Regions from separate parts of the Mus musculus genome. Here region 1 is linked to region 2. Evidence: chromatin loops called from intact Hi-C (ENCODE). Cell type or tissue: left cerebral cortex. All regions are shown on one strand. Links, peaks and the distances in the headings refer to the core of each region. The heading gives the core; the rest is flanking DNA.

Region 1 (10,885 bases), core at 1,164-9,163, 160 kb after region 2:
TCAAAGGAGGAGGGCTTCTAACAGTTCTGAGTTTCTGGAAGCAGGGAAGAAGAAAACAAAGGCTATGAAAGACTCAAGTATTAAATCATAGCAACAATGCATAAACCCAAGAGGCAGAGGTTGGGAGGGGAAGGGGGAGAGGGAGCGCCAGGGCCACAGAGAGACACACACAAAGGCAGAGAGACAGAGATACACACAGAGAGGAGAAAGACAGAGGGGGAGAGGAAGGGAGGGAGGGAGGGAGGGAGGGAGGGAGGGAGGGAGGGAGAATAGGAAGTAAAAAATAGGTGCAAGGCAAAGTGAGTAAAGACATTATGTCTGGAAGGATTTCCAGAACAGAAATATCAAGGTAAAATCTTTCTCTTTTGATCTCTTCTAGCATCTAGGAACTGGCCCCTTGTCTTAGTTAGGGTTTTACTGCTGTGAACAGACTCCATGACCAAAGCAATTCCTATAAGGACAACATTTAACTGGGCTTTACAGGTTCAGACGTTCAGTCCACTATCATCAAGGTAAGAACATGGCAGGATCCAGGCAGGCAGAGTTGAGTTCATCTAAATGCTGTGAGTGGAACACTGACTTCCAGGCAGCTAGGAAGAGGGTCTTAAAGCTCATGCCCACAGTAACACACTTCCTCCAACAAGGCCACACCTACTCCAACAAGACCACACCTCTTAATGGTGCTACTCCTTGGGCCAAACATATACAAATCATCACACCCCTTTACCGAAAGAACAAGGTTTTCTGAATTTATATCGGCCTGTTATGCTCTAATCCACTTAGTGATTTCTAAGAGCTGAGTGCTTATTTCTCATACTATTTTTATACTTAAAGGTTCCCAGCCTGATTATTCTAGAACCAGGACTTTAAAGCCAATTGCTTCTCTCAGTTTCTCTGCTTTAAAATCAACTTCCCATAATGTTATGCTTATTTTATCCCATATCTGAATTTACAAATCAAATTGTGTGTGTGTGTGTGTGTGTGTGTGTGTGTGTGTGTGTGTTCCAGATTCTCCCCATACATGTTTGCCTTGTCTGCAGTTGTGGTGACTATTCCTGTAATTGAGGTAGGACCCAATTACAATCTTTGGAACATTGCAGAGGCTAGAATTGGATCCACTTAGGACTACCAGTTCCAGGTACAATCCATCCCATGTTCATCACAACCTTGACCCTTGCATGCTCACCTTAGGAAAACCTGAAAACAAAGCACAGAAAGGAAGGGGACCTCCTCCACAATCTCCTTGAAGGACTCAAACTTGGGTACTTACAACCAAGTTCCATCTCATAAAGTTTCCACTACCTCCCAACTGCAAAGCTGAGGAAGACTTTTCATACATATTCTCTTGCATGACACTCAAGATCCATACCATAGGATATAATTTCCATGTTAAACCACAAAACAAAATGGGCCATTGTCCAGTCTATTAAATTGCCTATGTTGTACCAAGTGATAATCCCTGGGTCAATCAATTGTAATGTGTGATATGGTAGCCAGTTGCCTCTCAGGATGGTCAGACCAATCACTGACTACATCCTGTCTTGTACTGTATTTATGAGTGTAGAAAGTGGAGCCTCAGTCTCTACACAATGGCCAAAAAGGCCAATTTTCAATCTCTTCCATATCATTTATTGTCACTGAAACTGACAGTCTTTTCTTAGTAATAATTTGGTATTCATTATAAAGAAAAGTTATTGAGATATCCACAAAGAATATTCTTAGCAGCTAGTGTATAGAAAGGATAATATAAAAGAAAAGCAAGATTTACTGTTAACTAACCCTTATAAATTAAACAGCATCGAGGCGACTGGCTTTTACATTTTTATCTGCTTATAACTACAGACTTTACTGCGACATGATTAATCATCCTTTGAAAGCTTTGAGATGATTAAAGAGAAATTTCTCCAAAACTAAATTTTCCTCCACTTTATGTGGAAACTTCCGAGTTTCATTTTAATGCATAAAATTCACTAAATTTGATAGCTCAAAGCAATGAAAATGAGCTCTGTAAAGAGCATGGCAACTGTGGAGAACCATAATTGGCAAGGTTCCTTTATCAATTCTCAGTTCTTTACAAACGTTTGAAAGTCAGGTAACAAATACGTATTCAGATTAAAAAGTAACAGACAAATATAAATTAACTATAATAATTAATATATGTTGCTAAAATTATAGTCCTAGCATCTTTGAGTTACTGCAAATAGCTAAAGAAAGCAACCAACATTTTGCTCTCTCTTGTCAACATGCATTGTCTATAGACAGTGTTGATGCTACTGCCAATCATCTGGTCATGCTAACCGTATTTTAGGAAGACTGACTTCAGTCTACCAAATACAAAGGTTGTTTAGAGCCAGTGGTTTAAATTATCATTAGTTAGTAAAGGGACTTCCATAAAAAGGAAATGAAGTTTCAGGAAGTCCCTTTTGGACATTATGGACTCAGAGCAATTACAGTGCATAATGAGACTGTAGGAGAATTGCCTTCATTGTCAACCAGCCATCTTATTGAGAAAGGCTAGGGTTCATTTGTATAAGATTCAATATTGCCAGAAGTTCATAAAGTATCACATGAATGTTTCTCCATTCAGGTCTTATAAGAGTGTTCTAAAGTCTAAATGACTAGCTGATTTAATTCTTAAAGTAACTTTGATGAAACAATAAAGCATATTCCTCCCTCTACTGTCTCCATCCCTGACCAAGACCCCATCCAACTCCCTCCTCCCTGTCCCATTCCCCATATGCTTCCCCCTCTCCCTCTCCCTCTTCCCTCTTCCTATCACTTCCATTCTCGTGCCTCTTCCCTTTCCTTTCTTTTCTTCTCCCTTCCTTTCTCATGCTTCCTTTCCTCTTCTCTTACAAAACTTAGACCCAAACAGAAATCCCACCCACCCGTGTCCCAGGCTGTACAACTTCCTCCCAGACAAACCTGGCTTTGATGTTCTTGTCCACACTTCCAGCGTCCTGACTCACCCACTATTTATTTTGAGATTTGTAGGCCTATTCAAGTCCTCTACGGAACAAAGTTGTAAATAAACAAAGGCACAGCTACTCTGCAGAATGTCAAGAGCACAGTCACTGGCTTGTTCGACTTCATATTGAGGACTACATCCTGGGGACAGACTGGTTAACCAAGCCCTGAGCTATACAAACATTACTTCAATGACAGCTTTGTTGTCAAAGCAGGTTAAAATTCGTTTCACTTTGTTAAGATTGTAGAAACCCCTTTAAAGAATTTGACTTTGCATATTTGGACCTGTCCTGACAGCACAACTTGCCAAGAAAAACTGTATGACCAGGTACCTAAAGGCTGCTCTCAGGAGATTCAGCTCAGCTTTTTCTAAGAACATTATTGACCAAAGCCAACTTGGCCTTTCACATCTTACAAGTAACAATCACTCTTTAAATGCATGTGGATTTTCTTATGCAACAAGCTTTGAAAACCCTTGTTAAAAGGTTCTACCTAATTAATTAGAATAATTTACAAGGGGTGCATTGAAATAGAAAAGATTAAAAATGACAGTATATCATACAAGTTTATTTTTATTATTAAAAAGTAATCACAGGAGCAAGAGTCCTGGGCAGTAGCATATTATCAAACACTGGTTTTCTTATTTGGTCTTACCAGAAAAATAACAGTACAATCATTTTTGTATTATGAATGTATAAATGGACAGATTTTAATATGTTACAATTCTTTTTGAGTTGACAGATATTAATTTCTTTGCTTTGATTTTGCTGATTACATTGCTTACAGATGTTTCATTCCTAGATGGCTCAAGTTTAATCCTAACTATAGTACCAACTGAATTGCTCCAAACTCCAAAGTCACAGAGAGTAAGTTATATATATATATATATAAAACTTATATTTAAATTATGTATTTAAGATTAAATATATAACATTATATATTATACACACATGCATTTGTGTGAGCACTTGAGCACACGTGAACGCACACACACAAACACATCTATATATGGCTCACACACACACATCATCATCATCTGGCACATGCCTGTAACCCCAGGGCTGTGTCTGAGGGAGAAAGGAATAGGAGGATCTCTTGGACTTTCTCACTTCTGGTATAGACAAGAAAAAGCAAAGCCTAGGTTACTGAGAGACCCAACCTCAAAGGAATAGATGGAAAATGATAAGGGAGTAAATTTAGTATTTTCTTCTGGCCTGCTCTGCATTCATACACCACACACGCACACGCACACGCACACGCACACACACACACACACACACACACACACTTGTACATATATTCACATAGACATGAAGATAAAGAAATAATGTTTAAAAATAAATAAACAAATGCTGGAGAGGTTTTATGCTTTTGAGCAGTTGCTGCTTTTCCGGAAGACCGGAATTCATTTCAAAACACTCATACCAGTTGTTCACAGCTACTTGTAACTCCAGAGTCAGGGGATCTGATGCTCTCTCTAGCCTCTGAGAATGCTGGAACTCATTTGGCCTGCATACACACATATACCAAATACATTATTGTTAAAAGAAAAATATTTTAACGGCAAAACTAATAATACTGTGTTATACTATCTCATGAACATGAAATCTTCCTGACTTTGTATGCTGAGAAACAAGATTGCCAATCTTGTCTCTGAATGTTGCCTGGCTATGAGATGTTTCATGGGGCATAAGGATACATAGAGTTTAATCCATGGATTTTACTGTCAAATTCACAAGTTGAAAATTTGGCAGTATTCCTGAAAACGGGGTTCAGCGGGACCAGGTAAATTCATAAAACAAAGATCAATCTTTGCAAGAAGACAAACTTTAAGGACTTAAGTGTGTTAAAACCTCTGTTTTTCATGGTACCCTTACATGGCTTGGGAGAGACATGCAAAACTTTTGGTTCTATGCATAATCAAATTCAAGGCGTTTATCAGCTTTTCAAAACCATGCACAAAACCAACTGAACATCTAGACAGGAACAACTAGTATTAGAGAACAGAATACCACAAGATGAACTGTGAATATGGATGACGACTTGAATAAATCTATGTAGATTCTCAGGTGTGCATGTTCCATGTAGAGCATTAGTTGCCTAAGCCAATCCAACTGTGAGGAACCTGTTTCCTGTAAGTCTTTGGGCATTTACTGACTATCACCAGTCTATGACTTTGCATTGGTCAAACTAATTTGTTTGCTGTCACCTCAGAACTCTCATATAACCTTTTAACTACAGTCTTTTGCCACCCCACTGGGCTATACATTTCTCTAATTTCCTTTGCAAACACATTCTCTACAGCCTAACCTAATGGAAGGACTCTTATTCCTGTTCATCTCTCCACTTAAAAACAGTGCAGTATTGCTAAGCAGAAGGGAGCATGCTCAATGCATGATCACTTTGGTGCTTTGTGAATCTAGTATGACAAGTGAATCAACATTTGAAAGTTACAAATTTAAGTTATACATGCATATATATATATATATATATACACACACATATATATATATATTGCTATAAACTATGATTTTAGACTCAAATATAAAATTACCTATGAATTTAGATCAGTTGTGGAAGTTATTAGAAGAATTTTTTCTAGATTATACAATTTCATAAGCTGGTCTTAAGTGATCTTAGTTTCCTTGATGGCAAAACACTTTGAATCTGTTATGTATCATAATGTATAACGTTTTTTAAAGCAGGGCTATACCAGATGTGATAGCAGGTATATATAACCTCAGTGAACAACGGAACAGAACACACAGTGTAAAATTGTGTATTTTTGTGATATATGTTTTTATGAACGTGTGTGCATATGTTTTTGCAAAGTCCTATGTGTGAGCATGTGGAAGCCAGAAGTTGACATTGGGTGTCTTCCTCGATTGTCCACACATGTATTTAAAAACAACTATCCAGTCCGAATGAAAGGTTGGTTAAGACAGCATGAGACTTGCATTGCAGCTTTTTGTTTTGTATTTTAATTGAATTCTTCATTCTCTCTGTGATGAAATCAAAAATAGCACGTGAGCCTTCACAGAACTAGGCCCATGTCCCAATCACCTATCCCTGAGGCTGCTTAGAAACAGCTGTGGGCTTAGTACATTTTATTGCCTTGCTCTGGCCTCAAAACTGTTCAGATGATAAATAATTTAGAAAAGCAAAAATAATAGCATATTATTTCTATATATATATTTGTAAACAAGAAAATTCAAAGACCAACAAACACATCATTATATTTGTAATGTACATGTTTTGATTGTGTAATGATTGACTTAATTTTATTTTTCTAATGTTCATGATTTTAAGATTTATTACATTATTTTCATGACTTTAAAAAGGTGTTAAACTCTTCTGAAAATGTTCTTACATTGAAACATGCACCTCTTTCTTATTTTTAAAGTATTATGTCATATATTGCCAAATATTTACCATGTATGTATAAATATTTAGGGAAATATAAGTAATACAACATTTGCTAAGATAGGTACAGCTAATACAAATTTTTTATTTCCAAACCTAGTGAACCCCAAAAAAATATCCTTTGGAAAGAAGTTCTCAATAGAACTAAGGTAATCAGACTGGAGAGATGGCTCAGGGGGCTGGTGCTTGCCACGGGGCTGGGCAACTTGTGTTCATAGCCTAAGATCCACATGGTAGGAAGAGAGAACTGACCCTTGCAAGTGCTGATCCCACATACAAATAAATAAGTCATTTATAAGCTTTAAAAGAAAATCAAAACACGGCATAGAAATCCAACACAAATGGAGCAAAAAGTAAAAAGAGGGATCGGGACTGGCTTTGCTCTTAATGTTGCCTTACAACCTTATCTTGATGACTGAATTTCAGAGCTCCTCCTATTTTATATTCATCACACCAGTCCTTTCCAACCTCAGCCCCTCTCTACTCTGCATCTTGGCCTGCCTCTCCCTTTTCCACATTCCCACCAACATCCTTCCCATTGCCTCGGGAAAGGGAAAAGAAAAGAAGAAAGAAAAAGTTAGTTACAAATGTTTTACATAAGTCTAATTTGTAGGGATCTGAATGTTAATATGTGTCCAAACTAATTACCAAAATAACCAATAGCAAGTAAATACTTCAGCTGTTCTATCCATACTAGAAGTTCAATCGTCAGCAGCAACAGCATCAAAACTGATGACAAGCCAGGCATGGCAGCTCACGCCTGCAGTTTCAGCACTCCATCTGAGAGGCTGAGGAAGAAGGCTAGCATGAGTTTGAGGCATATACTACATAAGAATGCACACCAGATAAATCAGTGCTATATTGAAAGACCCTGTCTCTTAAGAAACATTGGAAAAAAAGAGAGAACAAAACTTAATGCAGGGTTGTTATCTCTTTTTAAAAAGGAAGTATTTTCAGGCTTAATAATTCTAGCACTTTGGAGTCTGGGGCAGGAGGATCAGGATTTCACGTTTATCATTGGATGCATATTGTTTCAGAGCAGCCTGGGATACATGCAAACCTATCTCACAATTAAATTAAAGACTACTTAAACTACCCTTGACACATGTTTTGGAGAAAATGTTTGTTAGCTTATCATTCTTCTTCGCGGAAACATATAAATACAAACCACAAAACAAACAAACAACACTTTTTTTTCAATATTTAGAAAGAACAATATGGGTTTCACAGACTACAGTAACCTATGGACTTCTCATAAACCAATACTGAGAAAGTAAGACACAATGAACCAATTACATCATTCCTTTGAAATCAAGCCAGGCTTAATACTAGAATTTGAGGCAAGAGGTTGGTTTGAAGGCAGCCTGGTTTCTAAGTAAGACTTTGTCTCAAAACAGCAACGACACCACTAGATGTCCTGGGCCTATTCAGGCCACCAGTGTGATGATTCATACAATTTAGTAATGAGCAGGGAAGAGAAACAGGGACTGTGATTACTGTGTTTGCATCTGCATCTAAGGGCAGCATGCATGTGGGTTATAAAAGCCATCAAGCACATAATTAGACTGAGGAAAACTCCTTGTTAACTTTAACTCCACCTAGCTAGTAGTGATATTGTATCTGTCATGTCCCAGAATCTTGATAACCCCACGCAGCATAAGATAGCTGCAGTGAGAACTGCAGAAAGCTAAGGAGCCACAGTGTGGGGAATGTGTGTAAACGACGCCTGATTCTCTCCTAGCATATTTTACCTATTTAAAAAACAAAACAAACAAACATAAAAAACCAAAAAACAAAAACAAACAAAAAACTTGTCGCTCATAAAATAATGCTGAAATTATATGTTTTAGTCATTCTGCTTTCTTCCTAGTTTTTGAAACTACTAACAAGTAGAGGAACAATGAAGAGCTGGGACCAAGAGGAATGAAACCTTTAATGGGATTTCTCCTTCTATACCTGGCCATGACATAGAATGATATGCTCCCACCGTGATGCACTGTGTTACCACCAGCCCAAAGCTATATGATAAATAATGGACTGCAGCCACTAAAGGAGACAAACGAAACCCGATCATCCTAAATTGATTGATCTCACATATTCCTCACAGTACTAAAAACTAACACATCCTCTTTAAGTATGATACTTAAACATCATTCAGTATGGAGGGAGGGACTTCTTAGCAAGTTAGAGTATTCAACTAAAGTAACTGAAAGTGATTATTAATCTTTGGTCATTTAAAGTAGGAGGCATTCTTAGCCAGGAACCAAGAGGTAAGCGCTGCTTGAGTTTGCTAATGTTAGTACATAGCCAAGCACAACTACAGTCTGCTTTAGGATACAGTTGAGCTGTGAATTCCACCTTTGTTGAAATACAGTTGATGACTGGCAAAGCAACCCCTATTTTTAGCACTCGTGGAATGCACTGCCATGATGTTAGTAGAATTTTAAAAGTTTAAAGAGTTGAGATGTTATGGTTGGATCTTAAATGAACCCCAAAGACCCATGTGTTATTTGCCAGCTTGGGAGCATACAGGGATATAGTGGCTCATCTAAGAGGCAGAGTCTAGTGATGGGTCTTCAAGTCATTGGTGGTATGACTTAGAATGGATACTGGAATCCAGGACCTTTTTTTCCTTCTGTTTTTGAAGTGTGCATCACCATGATGCCTCTCCTCAATACAGGTGTCAGATCAACCCTGACAGTAGAGCCAAAAAACAAAACAACAAACAAAAAATGTTCCCTCCTTCTAAATTGTTTGTCTCAGGTGCTTTGTGACAGGGACAGGAACACTGACTAACACATTGTTGTGTTGTAATACAAAATATTTCCTAGGGAGACTCACATAAATCTATTCACCCTAGAAAACAGTCCCCAAACAAACCATAATATGGATAACACTGAAATCTGAGTTATGAACTAATGAATTTTTGGAGGGTTGCTTACAGATACATGATTGAGAGGTTATTTACAGGGGAAGAACTTACTTAAAAACAACCATATCATCAAATTCCTCCCCAGCGTGGGAGAGAGTTCACAACACCTAGCAACCTTGAGTATGTACAGGCAGCAGGAGGACAAACAAGTTGGAGACTGTCCTTACCATGTGTTAACAAGCAGCCTGGCTGGTTTCTGCTGCTTGCAGCAGTTCGAATGGTCTTTCCTTGTTTGTGCTTGGCTTCTTTGACAGTCTTCTTCGCAGTTCAAGTACATTCTTCTGCAGTTTTTGTTGTTTATTATGGGGTGGGGGTAGGGTGGCGCATAGTGAATCTTGTCAGTTTCAGGGACTTCCTGAAGCTATCTTGAGTTGTTTACCTTGTTATTTAAGGAGCTTCATCCAGAGTGGAATGTTTCCATTTTGGAAGAGGCAAGTAAATACAAGTTGCTAGTAAATTAATGTTGCCTTTATAAAGTGAGATACAGATTTTATTCAAAAAGAGAGACAAGGGAGAGAAGAAAGAAAATCTATTAATGTGTATTCTTATCACAACACAAGGGAATGATTTAACTTCTAAGAAAACAGTCCATTTTTATTATATATTATGACTTGTTTCCATGCTCTAATAAATAATTTTAATTTAGTTTAAAATGCCTCTTCAATATAATTTTACTTAAAATATCTACCATAGAGATCCAGTAATTATCCAAATCACAGAAAGACAGTGGATCACAGGAGACTAAAGAAGCAAATCAAAAATATCTTATACTTTCAGAAAATGTCCTTTCACTTCTGAAATCAGTTCCATATCTTCTAACCCTCACTATTAGAGGGTTCAAAGTAGAGAAAAATAAAATCTTTTTTTTTTTTTTTGGTATGGTTGATATCAGTATGTGTTGTGTCGCTTTGATTTTTTTTGGGGGGGGGCAAAGTTTTTTTTCTTATAATAAAGGTTATAAATTCGCAAGTAAGGAAATAGGAAGGGAGGGAAGGAGGGAGAGATAGAGACGGAGACAGACACCAACAGAGAGAGATAAAGAGGCTACTAGACTTGGCTTCAAAGAGGAGCAATAGTGTTTCCCTGTTCTGGGCATTCTTAGTAGCAATCTGGCTTCCTGTAGTGGGACTCCACAAAGCTAGAAGCCTAGAGGTAGGTTCTCTCCAGACATGCAGGAACTAGTGTTTGTGTCAATAGGTTTTTCTGTACTCTGAGATTCAATTAGGACTCCAATAGCAGCTCTTCCTTTGGTTATTGGATCACACTGACAAAGCCTGATCTCACAGAGAATTTAAGAGAAAGGTGAGGGCTCACAGGAGCCTCTCACTCACTGAGAAACCTCAGAGGGTGTCAGGAAACAACAGAGGAACCTGGGGGTCCTACCTTGTAGAATGGAACATTTCATCATGATGTTTTATTGATTATGTTTCTGGTATGTGAGTGAGGGTAGAAAATGCTGCTGCTGTTGTTGCCCCATTTGCATTTTTGTCTCCCTGTTCCTTCTCTGTTTACTTCTGCTTCTGGTTTATTGGAGTAGCTGTGGACCTGCCATGTCACTTGTGA
Region 2 (10,885 bases), core at 1,010-9,009:
GACGCACATGTTTTTTGCCAAAATTCCTGTAGTTGTGCATGAGGTGCTTGGAATGTGCTGGTTTCTGGCTCAAGAAAGCAGATTGAGTAAGTACATTTAACATGGATAAATTGCTCTGTGGATAATTAGAATGTCAAAGAACCACCATTACAGCACAGACTCGTACCTTCTGATTTATGTCCAGCATCACACTCTCAAAATCCTTTCTGAAAGCCACAGTCTGGGATTTTACTGTCTAATAGTTTCGTGCTTTTATGCATGTGTTATATATCTTTCTGTTGGAATAGAAAGAAGATCTTCATCTTTCTCAGCCTTCCAGCACATGTTCATTCTCTCCTGGAGGCTCATGCGTGGATAATGCACATTGTAAATCCTTGTAGATTCCAAGTTCTCAAAGAACAAAGACAACAAGAGAGCAGAGTGCAGCTCCTTGCTCATCCCTCCCTCCCCAGCACCACCCTGCTTGCCTCACCCAAAGGAACAAACAGAATCATTTGTCCTTGTTATAAAAATGATTGAGCCACTTTTACAAACTTAACTTCAAAGATCCGACTCCTTGTTTTAATTTAATTCGTTATTTCTTTGCTCTCGTGGTCAATAAATCAAGTCATGAGCCACTAAAAGCTTCTGAGATACTAAATGCTTGAGGTTTGCTTTTCAGTGAACTTTTATGTTTCATTTCAATTTGGAGAGAAACCACTTGATGCTTGCTTCATCAATGGGTGAAACATACCGTACCCTTTTGAAAAGTGTATTTTATTTAACCATAAATAAAAGTTTCAAGGTACAGAGAGCTCAGTTAGAGGTTCTATGTTTATGTATCTGTTCCCTATCACACTGCCAAAGATTGACTTCAAAGTTTCTTCTCTACTCATATGGGGGGAAAAAAACTCCAACTATTCAAACTTTCCTAAGAATTAATTAAGCACATGACCACTATAAACTAAGAGGAAAAATAAGTCCAAATAATATGAAGAAAAACCTGCATATGTGACCCATAAAATGTGACATGATAGCACGTTCTCTGTGGCAAGCTGTTTAAACAAGCTCATAGTTTATGTAGATTTTTTTCTGTTTATTTTCAGTACATTCTCAGTGTGTTCTAGTCTACACAGGTGGCTCACTGTACTACCTACAACAGGGGTTCTCCACCTGTGGCTAGTGACCCTTTTGGCAGTCTAATGACTCTTCAGTCTTATATCATATAGTTTGCACATCAGATATCTACATTGTTATTCATTTCAGTTGCAAAATTCCAATTATGAAGTAGCAATCTTTATGGTTTGGGGGGTCGCAATAAAATGCAGAAGTGTATTAAAGGGTCACAGTGTTAGGAAGCTTAAGAATCACTGACCAAAAGCTAGCTTAGAAGATCAATTTTACCTAGAATAGGCCTTGGGCCTTAGGAAACTGTTCTGGAGTGCTCTACGTGAAGTGGAGTTGGGATAAAGCTATCACATATTACAATAAACGTTCTCATGAGAAAACTTTGCAATCAATTTTATTCCTGACATTTGAGAATTCCTGTTGAAGTTTCATCAAAATTAAAGACTTAGAAACACAGAAATGCCGCTGGAGCAATGGCTCAGTGATTAAGAACACACATACAAGTCATAGAGAATACCTTTGCGCATATCTTAACACAGACATAGGGGATTGACAACCCTCCCTGACCAAATTTCCATGGGTTCTGACAATCATCTTCTGGACTCCATGGGCACCAGGTAATGGAATTACAGGCATATAGAAAAAAAGAATTTGTGCACATAAAATAAAATTCATCTTATTTTTAAAGATATAAAAGAAAGTGAGGGAGGATATTATTTATTCTGAAGGGTCAAAATTGTCTATAAATCTTGGAATTGTGATGTTCCACATAGATTAAGTTTTGAAATGTTAAAAATAGTTATTATCGCAGGGAAACAAATAAAAGCAAAACAATGTGTGGTGTTATTAGCAATTCACTTTCTTTGACACAAATTCAACAGAAATTCCCAGCTACATATAACAGGATGTGCTGAATGTAATATTTCTGGGAGGTATTAATGGCCAAGTTCTAGGCGACAATGAAGAAATCCAGGCTTAAATAGATGAAGAGCTTGCATTGAATATGGACTTGAGGAAAGAAGTGGTAAGTGCAGACAAACAGACAAGTTCCGAGCCGAAGAAAACTATAGCTGTTTTATTCACACATCTACGGTGCACACATTATATAGTGTTGACCAGGACAGTAGACATGCTCCAGTCCTTGTGGCCTCACATACCATGACCTTACAGCACCACTAACAAAAATGATACAAAGAAATCAGGTAAACTGATCAATCCACTATTGAAGTGTTTCTAGGCAGTTTATTGATTAGAAAAATGTGAGTTTAAAAGTATCATCAAAGAAGAAACAGTTGTACTAGAGCTAGGACAAATGGATCAAAGCTCAGTAGAAAAGCTGAATGCAAAAGGGGAGATAAAGCGAAGGCAAGGCCATAATAGCCAGAGTGGTTAGAAAGCTTACATCTCTAGTAACAGTGTAAATGTATGGTTAACAAAAAGAGAGACTATGATGGATGTGAAAATTGCCATCTCATTCTGGATATGGGAAACTTAAAAGGAACAGATGGCTTTAACAATGTAAGGTTCTGATCACTACAGACAAATGATCAATGTCAGGGAACAGCCTGGTTACCATGAAGAATTGACAGATCAAGTTTGGTACTGTAAAGGAAGATGCTGATGAGTGGTAAAGCCCAAACCCATTCAGCGAAATGAAGGATGTGGTAGAGTTCACAGGAATGATGGAGCAGGCAGCACAAACACCAACATAGAATACAGAAAAAACAGAATACAGACCAGACCAGTACACACCTTACACACAATCCAGTGTGTTAAGGAAGAGCATTCGTGCCTTCCCCAGAACACAAAATACAGTGAATGATTTCAAATATGAGGATAGGATAGTTCTGAAAGGACCCAATGTATTTCTTTCCAGATATGTACAGCAAAGTCTTCTCATCCGCTTTGAAAAGATGAGGACACCTAGTGAGGGATAGAGAAGCTCAAGAGTCTTTCTTCAGAGAAGGCTCACTTTAATTTCATGTTTAGGAGATTTACAACATTTTCTGGAGCGATTTAGCACTGCTTCCCACTTGAGTAAATAACTAAACCAAGGATGTAAGGCTATTTGTTGGAGAAGTACAGGCTCTCTGTAACTGATAGGTCACCTCCTTCAGTGTGAGGAGAATATACACTTTAAAAAAACGTAAACACTATAATAGAATCTTCTGAAAAGTCATGTGCTAATTACCTACTTTTAAAGCTCCTACATACAATATCCAAAAGAAAATAATCATTTTCACATGGTTTTCATATTACAGACTCGAATTTGGGTCATCTTTCTTTTTTGAGATTAATTTCACTTTTTAATTTTTTCGTGGAAAGGTGTTAGCAAAATAATTTTGATTTTCGTGTTAAATAAATTAGAAATATATGAGCAAGTTATATCCGTGAAACTTTGTGACTCACTGTTGAAAGTAATCCAGAAGATTGGTAGAATGATGTTGATATGATTTGGATTTTCTTTTTATTAATTTCTAGGGATCAAACTCTGAGCCTCTCTCATATATGCTACCTGGAGTGGTTTGTATAGGTTTGGTCCACAGACAGTGACACTATTAGGAGGTGTGTTCTTATGGAGGTGTGGTTTTGTTGGAGGAAGTCTCACTGTGGGAGTAGGCTTTGGGGTCAGGTGCTCTGGCTCTGCTCATTGTGGAAGAGAGTCTCCTGTATTCCTAAGGATGAGAGTCGTCTTCTGCTGTCTTTGGATGAAGATGTGGAACTCTCAGTACTTCCATCACTATATCTGTCTAGATGCTGCCATGATTCAAGCCATGGCAATAATGGACTGAATATCTGAAACTGTAAGTTAGCTCCTTTCTAAGAGTTTTCTTGGTCATGGTGTCTCTTCACAGCAATGGAAACCCTAACTACAAGGCTACCAAATGTTCTTTATTAAGCTGCAGCCTCAGCACAAGTACTATAAATCCTTAATATTTCAACAAAGTTCTGGCTATTTTCAGAACCATTGAAAGTAAAACATAGCCTTGAAGACAGACAATCCTTAAATACATTGTGTGTCTACCTCTCATTTCATGGGGTATGCACTTTTATTTTGAAAGGAAAAGAAATCTAAGCCTATATACAGAACTTGATGTGAATTGCTATCTTGTTGCAGTTGCTTATCCTGTTTGCCTGGTCCTTTTAATTATCATTTATATAGTTGGCATGTGAGATCATATGCAAATGAATTGCATAACCCCTAGTGCTGTCTTTCTGATATGTCTAGATTCAAACTTTTTGATAATTATCTTTAATTTATGACTTTAAGTGTGTGAGTGTATGGGTATATTTTGTATGTCTCTGCACATCTGTGTGTGTGTGTGTGTGTGTGTGTGTGTGTGTGTGTGTGTGTGTGTTTGTGTGTATGTGTGTGCACACAGATACCCATGTCAGTGCCAGTATTCACAGTGGGTAGAGGTCTAGATGTCAAGTCTGGAGTTGTAGGGAGTTGTGAGCTGTTTTTCACATCATTAAATATTTTCTGAGGCCAGATTTATTTCTAAAAACTAAGTTATTTTATTTGTAGAGGAATTTTAATCTGGCAACAGCTGAATTTGCAAGGTATCACATCCAAAGATCTTCTAGATCTGTCTTCTCCTCCTGGAATACAGACAGGCCTTTAATTCCAGGAGACAGAGACAGACAGATCTAAATTCAAGGCCATCCTCATAAAGAAAAGGTTTCAAGTGAAGAAATACTTAGGTCCAGGAATGGTGGTACACTCATTTAATCCTAGCACTCAGGAGAAGAGACATGCGGGCCTATGGGTTCTAGTCAGTCAGTTTGTTTGAGTCAGTCAGTTGAGAGGAAGTTAAATGGACAAGAGTTTGTGGCATTTCAGTTCCTGAAGTTCAGAGGTAGATTTTACAGGGCCTGTGTCTTACAGACAGGTTGCAGAAGGTACACACTGAACACAGGCGAATACAAAACAAGCTAGAGAATGAGAAGAGCCAGAGTAGAACAGATTGCTAGAGTTAATTTGAGGCCAAGAAAAGCAATTCAGTCAGAAGCTGAAAGAAGCCAGTTTGAACCAATCAGCTTGGCAAGGAATTTGAGCCAGAACAGATGAGTTGAACCAGCCGACAAGAATTCAGGAAGACCTAAAAAGGGTGAACTAATTCAGCAGTAGGCTCTGAGATATCGATTGCAACAGGTGAATAAAAGATACTTTTATACTTATTAACTTAATTTCAGATAATCTATGAGAAAGTTTGACACATATTTTATTATCTTTCTAACAGTAAAGTATAGGCATTATACAACTGATTTCTACATGAATTAAAGTTGGTCTGGAAGCAAACATAAACAGGAGAAATAATTTTGTTATGAATTATGTCAAGAAAAATGCAAACCCAAATAATTGATAGGACAAATGGTATTTGTTTAAGCATATTAGAAAACATTTAAAGGAAATGGTTGCATTTACCCCAGGCAAAAGTGAATCAGCACATTGGATGTTTTAGCTAAGAAAAACATTAGGATGCAATAATACATTTGTGGTGAGAAACTGAATCATTTGCCTATATTTGAATTATCTTCCCACAGGCAAAAAAAAAAATCAAAACATGTTTTAATGTCAGTATTTTCTTGATAATTTCTAGGCTCTATTTTTGGTTTTGCTTTGTTATTAACTTTAACCTGCATGTCTCCATGGGAGAGGTAGAGATTGCATGGGACTCTATGTGAACCTTTCTTAAACTCTGTGTGACGAATCTTTTTTGCCTTATCTTTTATGCCAGCAGACTTCTGCCACTATTTTTATCATAACGGTTTCCTCTCATCCACCCACACCAAAGTGGATGGCAAATGCCTGAGTGAACAAATAGGCCTCGAACACAAGGGAAAGTCTCCTCATAACTGAAAGGCTACTAAATATAGGGCACAATTTGGAGGATAAAAATAAATCTAAAGGCAAACTGTTTTTTTCTCTATTTTTTAGATGAACTGCTTTCATACAAATATGAACCTTGAATGTTATTGAAAATACAACTAACACTTGTAACTCAATCAGTACACAAGGAAGAATTGATTACTCACAGCCCAGAGCAATCATTGTCCCATCTGATTCATTTTTTGTACAGTATGAATTATCTATCTCTTTGCAAATTCAATTCTTATAGAGAAAAAAATCTTATCATTTCTCTTAGCTTGTCTTCAAAACGTTGCCTTCCACCAGACAGTGATGACTTAGCATCCCCCAGTTCAATGGTCTATTTATCTCTGTACACCATCAGTCAGTAGAGACACTTGACACTGTTTAATCTGGTACCCAATCCATCACTTAGGATTCATTACTCTCATAAAAGAAGTGGAAAGGCTCTATCACTATGCCTCTATCGTGATTCTCCTTAAATCGTTTCCAAACTGAGAGAAAATGACTCAATCTCCAAATTCACCTTACTATTTATAAAATTCCCTGCATGAAAGCTATTTTGATTGGCCTGTCTTCAGTCTCTAATAGTTCATGAGCTTTAATGAGATATTGATAAACATTATTTTCTGAAGTTTTTTTTTTATTTATGGGTTAATTTTAGTTACTTTAATTAGCCCATTATGTTTTCTAAAGAAATACCATTTAAATAATCTAACTAGCATCTTCCCCAATTTATTATCACTGTTATTTAATAGTAAACATTAACATATCTAAGTATTTATTCTATAAGCAGCAGATATACCTCTTATACCTTTAAAGTAGACTTTGGTAGCCATTTTTGTTTTTTTGGTTTTAGCTTTTCAGTACAAATGGAGCATCCCTTTCTAAAATGCTTAGAACAAAATTTGATAGAGACTTCAAAACTTGTCGAGTTCCAGAAGATATGTGTTTATAGAATGGGTTATCTTGTGAATGAGACATTGGAATCAAACCTGTACATGTGTTTCATTAGTGTATATACATTTCTTCATATACAAAAATTCAATTTTTTAAATATATTTATTTTATGTGGCCTTCAAAACCATTCTATGGTTGAATCTGTTGTATGAGGCCAGGTGTAAAACGCCTGAGGAGTTTCATGTCCATTGAACAAAATATTTTGAAGGTTGTGTCTGACAAATTTTGATAAGTTGGATTTCTTTTAAGAAATTTAGATGTTTCCTTTTGGAATTTTCCAATAATTCATTGGTTGTTCGAAGGGACACTCTTCACTCTCTAGATATCTCTAAAACTCTAAAGCTTTCTTTGTTGCTCGATTCTGGTTTTGTTCACTATGATCTGAAAACATGCAGAATATGGTGTAAATGTTTGTGGTTTGTTATAGTTCATTTTTAAATGTGATGCATGGTCTTTCCTGGAGAAAACTGTATGGGAAGATAAAAAGAATGTATAGTTTGGACCTGATGGGTGTAATTTCAGGGAATGCCTGAGTGCATGTGATCTCTAGCAGGTTTTTTGTGTTTCTTTATTAAATATTTTTTTGTATAAATTACCTGTCAATTGATGAAAATGAGATGCAAAAATCCCCACTATTATTGTATTAAAGTTTGTCTCTCACCTAAGGTCTAAGAATGTTTAAGAATGTGTTGTGGATTGCCCTGATGCTGTCTGTGTGTATTTTGATGCTAATTCTGCTTCCTCAAGAGGGACTGCCTCTAAGGAGTTCTTCCATGTGAAACTTTTCCCCATTTTAACTGGTCAACAAAGGCAGCAGTGGTTAATTTTTGTCAAGGAATAAGGTGGGATTTCTGGGCCCAGGAGGAGGAGGAGAAAAAGAAAGAGGGAGAGGAATGAGGAGCAGGCTGTGGAGTGGATAGGAAGTAGCAGACATATAGCTCCCTGGGACTGATAGTTTGTAGCCTCTGCAGCAGCAGAGGCTAAAGAGGATTGGGCAAGAAATTCTTTGCCCAGAGGTTGTGTCATTTAGTTGGTTTTAAAATCTTAAGGCTGTCTGGTGTTTTACATCCTCCTAACTCAGGTGTGCAGTAGAAAGGGCACAGCTGCGGGGTGATTGTTAGAAGTTTGATGAAGCTAGTAGCCATGGGGGCTAGGTGACACTGCTGTGCATTTTAAAATTACAAGCAACAAGAATGTACATGTTCCAGCATTTCATACATGTAGACATATACTCATTTTAATGGACAGTTGATCCCTTGATTAACTGTTACTACAATAAATTAATTTCCTTTCTCTGTTCTCAAAATTTTTATCTCAGAGCCTTTTACCAAACATAAATTTGGGACTTCTTCACTCTTAATGGTTCAATTTGTTTAATATATCATGCTGTAGTTTATAATATATCTCTCTATTTCTATCTGAGTATATCTTTGCTAATGAGTTTCTTGGAGGCATCATACTGTCGCTAATCTTGGTACTGTTGATTTAATACTTTCAGCCAGTTTGTGTATAATTGTTAATCTTTAATCGATGGTCATTGATTGTTCTACTTATGGCACCTTTGAATATAACAAAATCTGCTGTATTGCATATGTGAACCTGTTAAACTTTATGATATATGAGAGTGATCTTTATCAAGTTGTCAACATTTAATCTAAGTAGATGGGTATGAGTAAAGCAAACAGACAATAGTTAGTTTCGTTCCTTGTAGCCTAAGATGCCTCTTGGACTTTTCTTTAAGTACTAGTAACTGAAGGATAGTTTAGGTTGCATAATATATCATGCAGCTCTAACAGTATTAATCATAAATTATACTCTGATGCAGTAATATCAATTTATTTTTCCTTTATCCTTGTATAGTTTATACTTCCTCAAAAAGACATATAAAATGATAAGACACATACATTCATGTTCATATACACACATATTGGAGTTTATGCATCTAAGATAAGTGTGCCATTTTATCTAGGTCATTGAACTCCATGGACTTAATGTTCACATAGATTGCAGTTTTATGCATCTTTAAAAAATACACTAACCTTAATTCATTGACTGTGTAGAACACAGTTTATACACCAAGCCCCAATATCAATCCCCACCCCTAAAAATTAACGGAAAGAGCAGATGATCTTTCCATTGTGTTAATCTCATTAACTCTTGAATCTGATTATGGGATCACTTTGGAGAAGAATTTGAGGGTTCCAGTGTGGTATGGAAAAAATATTGAAGAATAAGAAAAGATCATACGAAGAAAATGCTCCTTGCTCTTGCCTTTGGCCTGGAAGTCTCTCTATTCTTGTATAAAGAACACTTTCCTATGGCTTCAAAGCAACCAGATGAAAAGTTGTTGGCTAAATGCTGTTAACATGTTCCCTGCACTTCCATCTTTTTTTTTCCTAACCTTTGTTGAGACCTTGAGAGTAAATCAAATGCAGATGGGCCCATGCCTTAGATTTATTATTCTTGGTTGCTTCAATCTCTTCTCAGCTAAAAATAACCTGGACAGCTCATTAATGACAAGGCCTATATTTTTCCTGAGGTTACTAGTAATACTCAGCATTTTAAAGTTTGGGTTACCCTGACTTTGAGCACAAACAGGTCTAGAAGTCCAAAGAAATACAAATAAACATCCCATGTCCTTTCTTTAGCTACAAAACTGCCCTCTCCCCTCAGCCAGATTTGTAGTACTTAGGAGACTTCTTGATCTTCTGTGGAAAATACCCCTACTTCCCTTCCAATCATTCTACGAAAGACATTTCACTAGGATAACAGATGGTTTATCTCCTATGAATACACAGCATATACAAACAGAAGAGAAATATTCCTCAAATACTATTTCTGAGTGAGTATCAATCCCTTTCTGGTGTGTTAAAGATGTTCCTTACTTTTTTTTTTTTTTTTAAGGGAGAAAACACAATGGAAAAAAGTCTGTTTTCCTGAATTTTCATCTAGATCTTTGTGATGTTATCTTCTAATACTTGTAGTCATTACTACAACAATGTCTTACAATTTGGCCAATCTTTCTAAATAAAGTCTATGACTTTGTTCAAACAAATGTTTCCCAAACAGGCAAGAAACCTAATCTGGCTTCTAAGCCATACCTTATCAACAGCTGAGAGATACCAAACACTTTGAATAGTGGAGGACATAAATGAATCAAGATTTTAATCTCAATAGATATGTAAGCTGATAACTGAGCATATATGTCATGTTCTATGCAAGTGACGATTTGTAATTAGTTCATACTGGTGTAGACAGTATCAAAGATGGAGATGATTATCTGAGATAATAGGTATGGTCACTTATTTTAAATATGGAATCAAAAATACGATTTAACTACTGTTCAGTGTTCATCACTCTACATCTGTAATATTTCTGAATTAATTATGTTAGTAACTTTCTAACACTGAAAAACACAAGCATTATTTAATTGGATATTTTATTTATTTACATTTTAAATGTTATCCCCTTTCTTGGTTTCCCATCTGGAAACCACAATCCTCTCACCCCTGCCTCTCTTTCTAAAAGGGTGTTCACCCATCCACCTACCCACTCCTGCCTTCCCACCTTGGCATTCCCCTACACTGGGGCAAGTATTCTTTCAATGATTTATATATTTTTGTCATTGAATTGAAGATAACCTAAGGACCATGGAATGAAAGTGTTCAGTTTTGTGCCCTGGTTGGTAACATTCTTTTCTTTTTTCTTTTTTTTTTAATTAGGTATTTTCTTCATTTATATTTCCAATGCTATCCCAAAAGTACCCCAAACGCTTCCCCCCTCAAACTCCCCTACCCACCCACTCCCAAATGTTGGCCCTGGCGTTCCCCTGTACTGAGGCATATAAAGATTGCAAGACCAATGGGCCTCTCTTTCCACTGATGGACAACTAGGCCATCTTCTGATGCATATGCAGTTAGAGACACGAGCTCCAGGGGTACTGGT

Evidence for each region. Hi-C counts contacts between places; a loop is a spot of excess contacts. Peaks named below come from ENCODE experiments on the same cell type or tissue, not always from the same donor. Only the 100,000 strongest peaks of a DNase experiment are listed, where the experiment ranks them.
Region 1: it touches region 2 in a loop (1.8-fold over the local background); 2 of 42 quality-filtered maps call a loop at or near these places.

Annotation. Positions count from the first base shown.
Region 1 is chr3:81,739,241-81,750,125 of GRCm38, forward strand. No RefSeq gene overlaps it. Among named protein-coding and RNA genes, the nearest start is that of A830029E22Rik, 57 kb to the right of the region's middle. In left cerebral cortex, for the core only: no CTCF peak of the experiment used is centred there; no DNase peak of the experiment used is centred there.
Region 2 is chr3:81,583,427-81,594,311 of GRCm38, forward strand. No RefSeq gene overlaps it. Among named protein-coding and RNA genes, the nearest start is that of Gm52636, 41 kb to the right of the region's middle. In left cerebral cortex, for the core only: no CTCF peak of the experiment used is centred there; DNase peaks (open chromatin) are centred at 5,133, 5,895 and 6,268; H3K27ac peaks cover 505 bases.